2 separate regions of the Homo sapiens genome follow, and region 2 is linked to region 1. A link is a loop called in an ENCODE intact Hi-C map of the cell type or tissue named here. Cell type or tissue: OCI-LY7. All regions are shown on one strand. Each heading gives the region's core, and the rest is flanking DNA. Links, peaks and the distances in the headings are about the cores only. Region 1 overlaps FNDC3B (fibronectin type III domain containing 3B). Region 2 overlaps LOC105374217 (a long non-coding RNA gene).

Region 1 (2,921 bases), core at 124-2,623:
TTTCAGTGAAATTTGAAATGTTATGTGTTTCTGTAAGACAGTGAGAGAAAAGTCTACAGAACTGTAGTCAGATAGTGAAAAACATCACTTCTAAAGCCCCTTGAGGAAGTCTAATTCTAATCTGCACGGGGAGGTGGAAAGAGACAGGAAGTCAGAACACATGCTCCTCCTCCCCAGCGCCAGAAGCTCACGCTTTACCCAGCCCTTGCCCAGACCTTGGGCACTACACCTGCCTGGCACCCCACAGCACTTTGACAGGTCCCACTGCTTTTCAGGACTGTGGTTCAAGGTTTTCCTATGTAAGCTCTCTGTGTCTTAGTTTCTTTATGTATAATATGAATGATATGGCTGCTTAAGTACATGACTTCCAGATAGCCCTTTAATAAGATCCAAAATGTATTTTATTGTTCTATTTGTAGAGATCTATTACGAATCAAATTCACATTTGTGCATCAATTTGGGCACCTAAGAGACATGCATAACACCCTTGAATAGAAGAAAAAAAAAATGTGTTGCAAGCACCAAACAACTGATTGCTTTCTGGAAAGATGTGGAGGAAGAGCTTTGAAGCTGCTATTTCAGCCTGCTGGGGCAAAGGCACTGTTTGGGGCACCTGCACACTAATTCTTACCTAGCATCAAAACATCCTATGAAGTAGCTGGTATTGTCCATTTACAAATATAGTAACTAAGGCTAAAGAAATAATTTTCCCAAAGAGACTCAGAAAGTGATAATGAAAAGTCCATGCTCTTAGCGAGCTAATTGTAACATCTAAGAATCTGACAACAAAACCCAAGTAGAAGAGCTGGCTAAAATTTATATATAGGTTAGTGAGTTTTAAAGACTAGATAAAACAAGCACATGGTACAAAACAGAAAAGGTATCAAAAGGTAACTTTCAAAGACAACCCATGAGAGTACATCTCCCTCCTAAGGAGTGCTTGGTTCCCCTCCACAAAGGCTACAATTGAGTTTTTGGTGCTTCCTTACCAAAATGCAGACTTAATAATTTTTAGAGCACATTTTAAAGTAGCTTAAGGAAGATGAAGCAAATCCATTATACTACCATTTAGCCTAGATGGTTTAAAATTAGAGGGGGGAAAAAACTAGCAGAAACCAAATTATAAATTGCTAAAGTTATGTCTTCCATGGTGATTTTAATGAAATGTGCCATGATTAAACACAAAAGCAAAATTATTTCCAAAGGGCAGCAAGTTATTGATGAAGAGACTGCTAGAGTAATATCTTTGGTACAAAGGGTTTCAAGATTCTATTAATTTTAAGTAACTACTGTAAAATAAGTATAAAGCAGGTTGAAGGCTTCTCCCTTTAATAATAACAATATTCCAAAAGAAGGACCTAGCTGAAAGGTACCTTATAAAATAACATCAAACAAAAGAACTTGAAAAAAGGTAATCAACCATTGTGTTAACCAGATATTTACTGTGTACCCACTTTGTGGTGGCACTGTGCTAGAATTCTAGGGTTCTAGAAATAAAGGCATAAGGTTAAATAGCATTACAATGAAATGTTATACTCAGTTAACTAAAAACGAATCTGCATTGGACACTTCTGACGAAATACCACACAAAGTCAACAGACCTCCATGCTCTACGAAACCTTTCATCTGAGATAAGCCCCAATGTCTAAATTTGGTTTCCCAGCTGTGGCCTCTTTTCTAGACTTTGAAATCTGACAGGTGTTACAGAAGGTGAATTTGTCTTCAAAACATACCCCATGCCTTAACCTTCATTTCTGATCAGCCAGGAGGATACTAAAATTTTTTGTTTAATCAGCTCGTATAGAATTCAATCATGTTTATTTTACACACTCAGTTTTGTTTAACTGAACCGATGTTATGAAACATTCATTATAAGGAAAAGAATCTGTACCATTAAACATCACTGACAGTTCCTCCTATTTATACTTAAATATATATTTCAAAGATTTCTGACATAAGCAATTGTAGATATTGGTTCAAATATTTTTTCAAAAAATTATCTGATTCTCACTCCTGCATGGTTGGGGGGATGGAAATCAGTAAGAACACTGTCTGATACATTGAAAATCAGTTTAGAACTGTTTTTTATTAACTAAAGGCAAGTTATTTCTTGAGAAATATTACATTTAATGACATTCTCATAAGCAGCTTTGTTTTTCACTTAATGTGACCGAACATAAAGCAAATACCAGGTGTTACTTAGAGCTCAGAAGAGACCGAAACAGAAATTTCACATGAAATGACAACAGTTAACAAACAAACAAATTAGCAGGTGCAAAGACATACTGTGTAAGGGAATATCTATTTACTATTTCAGATTAGCTCATTATGATAAAATTTTAATATAAAGTATGTATATAGTCATATTACTAATTCAGATAAACATTTTGAAAACATAAAAATGCAAAATTCTCTAGAAAAATATTTTCTCTCGACAGAAAACTGTCGCACACCAGAGAATTAAGGAGATTTGTTTTATTTAATAGATAAGAATGATAATTGGTATATATATGGCTTATACGCAAATAGGTGAATTTCAGTGTTTGAAAGCATGGTGCTTGCCTATATTCTAAACACTGCCTGTGAACAATGACATTAATTTATACTAATACAATTTGTTAAGAAAAAGTAAGCAGCTACATCCATTCATTTAAGAAATACCTATTTAGTTTCTCCTCTGTGCAAGACACTCTTCTGTGCTGAAGTTACACAAATTCTAAATTTAAGGAATTCATTAACGGGTTTTAAAATTTTTCCAGAAAAATCTTTTTAAATTTCAGCTTTGGTATAAAAGGCATGTTCTCCAATTCAATTTTAGTACTTCTCCTTATATGAACACAAAAGACACACACAAAATATTTTTCAGTTAATGTCACCAATAAACTCAAAGAAGCAGAATGAAAAACACAAGTAACATTTTA
Region 2 (2,921 bases), core at 230-2,729, 120 kb after region 1:
AATTTTTCTATAAATGATTTCTTTATTCTATGAACAGCTAGGAGGAGACATAAACTTGTCAGTTAAAGAGTTCTTTTAGCAATATCTTTAGTTTAAAGCAGACACTTGGGTTAATTTGTACATTTTGGGTAAATATGCAGTGTTTCTGAGTTCACTCCCTTTCCAGGTCTTCTCACCAACATTGTATCTGGCTATAGATGGAATCCGCGCGGTACTGGAGGTCGGGCAGGGAGAGGGGTCACTAGTCCTTGGATTATCAGATTAAAATAGGCCCTTGATGGTCTCCAGGATAATGTCTCTTTTCCCTCTCAGTTATAGGGAACCCTGCTGATATCTGCTACTGACGTTCATGGTTGTGAAACTTATGCTCATTCTCTTGATTCCACCAGGACCTTAGGCTGTTGCTGGTAGTGCAGGTCCTTTAGTTGCGGCAAAAGCTGACAGAGTTGGGAAAGTTTATTCTAACTCCATGCCTCGGTGGCCCTATGGCAGGTTCACTGGCTCTCTACTCAGCCATCCCTAACAAGACTATGTGGGGACTCATGAGTCCCTTCTACTTCACATGGGAGACACGAGAGACCTTATGGGCACTTTTCCAACCTTCTTTCCACCTTCATCTGTTCCTCAGCTACTTCTAAGCAGCTTGGACAGTTCCATACTAAAGCTCTGGTTCCTCTAAAGGACTTGAATTTATTTCAGTGTCTATCCGAAGAAGTTAGGAAAGGCTCCCTGCTCTGGAAAAACCTCCAAACATATCTGATTATCTCCATCTACACACTTGATTTGATCCAAAAGGTGGGCAGAGAGAATGCTAACTTGTATAGGTCTTGGTATGTGTCGAATTGTGTTCCCTAAAAAGATATATTGAAGTCCTATATTATCTATTGAACCCTTAGTATCTCAGAATGTAATGTTATCTGGAAATAGGATCATTGGAGATGTTGTTAGTTAAGATGAGGTCATACTGGAATAGTTTGGGCCTTTAATCCAATATGACTGGTGCCTTTATAAGAAGATGAAAGATGACCTGTTAAGGCAGAGTCACAGAGAGAGACCATTGCGTGACAACACAGGCAGAAATTGGAGCGATGCAGCGGCAAGCCAAGAAATGCAAAGGCTCGATGGCCATTATTAGAGGCTAGGAAGAGTCAAGGAAGGATTGCAGCTAGAGTCTCAGAGGGAGCACGTTCCTGCTGACACCTTGATTTCAGACTTCTAGCCTATGGAACTGTGCAAGAATAAATTTCTGTTGTTTTAAGCCACCCAGTTTGTGGTACTTTGTTATGGCAGCTTTAGGAAACTAATACAGTTCCCTTATGAAAATTAGAAAGTGAGATCTTTCAGAAAGATATCCTTGGACAAGGGCTGCCAATCTTGGTAAGTGAAACAAGGCTTGGATACCCACCCTCACTTGACTCCTTGAATAAACACTGCACAACCAAGTACAGTGGCCCTGGAATCAGAAGCTAAGACCCAAATATCTGAATGCTTCTTTTCTTCTACTTCCCTTATCTTTTTATTTCCTCCTCAAAGAGTTTGTACTTCCCCTTTCTCTCTAGGTAGACATGAACTTCTGTTACATCATATCCTGAGTTACTGCCATGGTTCATGTTAGAGCTCTGTGGACTGAGTCAATTGTGGCTGGCTATTAAGACAGTCTTGCTACGAATTAAAGATAGATAGATAGATAGATAGATAGATAGATAGATAGATAGATAGACAGACATTAAACTTAGCCATGACTATTTTCTTTATCTCAGTTATCGATTGCTACATAACAAATTGCCACAAAACTTAGTAACTTAAGACAACAAACATTTGTAATCTTCCACAGTTTCTGAGGGTCAGGAATCGGAGACCAGCTTGTCTGAGTGGTTCTGACTCAAGGTCTCTCCTGAGGTTTTAGTCAAGCTGTCACTCAGGGCTACAGCCTCTGAAGACTTGACTGGGACTGGAGGATTTGTTTCCAACGTCATACACATGGCTGTTGGCCGGAAGCTTCAGTTCTTCACCATTGGGCCTTTCTGTAGGGCTGGTCATGACCTGGCTTCCCCCAGAACTAGTGATCCAAGAGAGACGCAGTGACCAAGACAGGAGCTGCAATCTTGGGAGTGACATAGCATCACTTCTGCCATGTTCCACCGGTTATACGACTCTAGTACAATGTGGGAGAGACTACACAGGGTGGAATACCAGGAGGTGGGGATCATCAGCGTGGTCTTGGAGGCCATCTACCATGCTGTCCTACCAGTGTTCCTCACTGAGAGTAGCACTGAAGTTAGGGTAGGACAAATCTTTGTTGGGTAGGACTGCCCTAGGCATTGCTGGAGATTTAATGTCCCTGACCTTCACCCACTAAATGCCAGCAGCATTCCACAGACCTGTGACAATCATAAGTGACCGTGAACATTTCCCAGATGGGTGGTATTCACCCCCACCTGACAGCCTATCTGCTATTTGAGTCAGAAGGACTTAGGCTTTGGAAGTTAATATAAATGTAAACATATCAATTTATTATTTTCAAAAATATTACAACCATTACACTGGCATCTTCTCATAGGGTTTGAAGTAATTAAGGGATTTCCAGTCCTATAAGACAGGCCTATAGTTTGAAAGAGCACTGAACTCGGAGTCATAAAATGTACACTTAGTCTCACTTCTCCCTTTTGGTAGCTGACAGCCGGGAGCAAGTTATAAAACTCTCTGAGCCTTGCTTGTGAATGGGAGGTAATACTACTTACCTCACAAAGTTCTCAAATAAGAAGGTTCTATAAATAGGGTAAAGAGAGTGAAGCATCCTTGAACCACACATGGGCTGACTCCTTTCAGAGAAACGAGAGTGTCCCAGTCCCTAGAGGCTGCTGTGGTTTCCAGTAGGAGAGTCAGAGGAACCAGCGAATCCCCATGGACCAATGTAATGG

Evidence for each region. Hi-C counts contacts between places; a loop is a spot of excess contacts. Peaks named below come from ENCODE experiments on the same cell type or tissue, not always from the same donor. Only the 100,000 strongest peaks of a DNase experiment are listed, where the experiment ranks them.
Region 2: a loop joins it to region 1, with 2.6 times the contacts of the local background. A loop is called at or near these places in 2 of 110 quality-filtered maps.

The regions. Positions count from the first base shown.
Region 1 is chr3:172,099,984-172,102,904 of GRCh38, reverse strand. The region is part of intron 1 of FNDC3B (fibronectin type III domain containing 3B); the gene reads right to left. Among named protein-coding and RNA genes, the nearest start is that of FNDC3B, 62 kb to the right of the region's middle. In OCI-LY7, for the core only: no CTCF peak of the experiment used is centred there; DNase peaks (open chromatin) are centred at 154, 594, 1,654 and 2,204; H3K4me3 peaks cover 2,378 bases; H3K27ac peaks cover 2,500 bases.
Region 2 is chr3:171,976,752-171,979,672 of GRCh38, reverse strand. All of the region lies in intron 3 of LOC105374217 (a long non-coding RNA gene), which reads right to left. Among named protein-coding and RNA genes, the nearest start is that of FNDC3B, 61 kb to the left of the region's middle. In OCI-LY7, for the core only: no CTCF peak of the experiment used is centred there; a DNase peak (open chromatin) is centred at 1,562; H3K4me3 peaks cover 686 bases.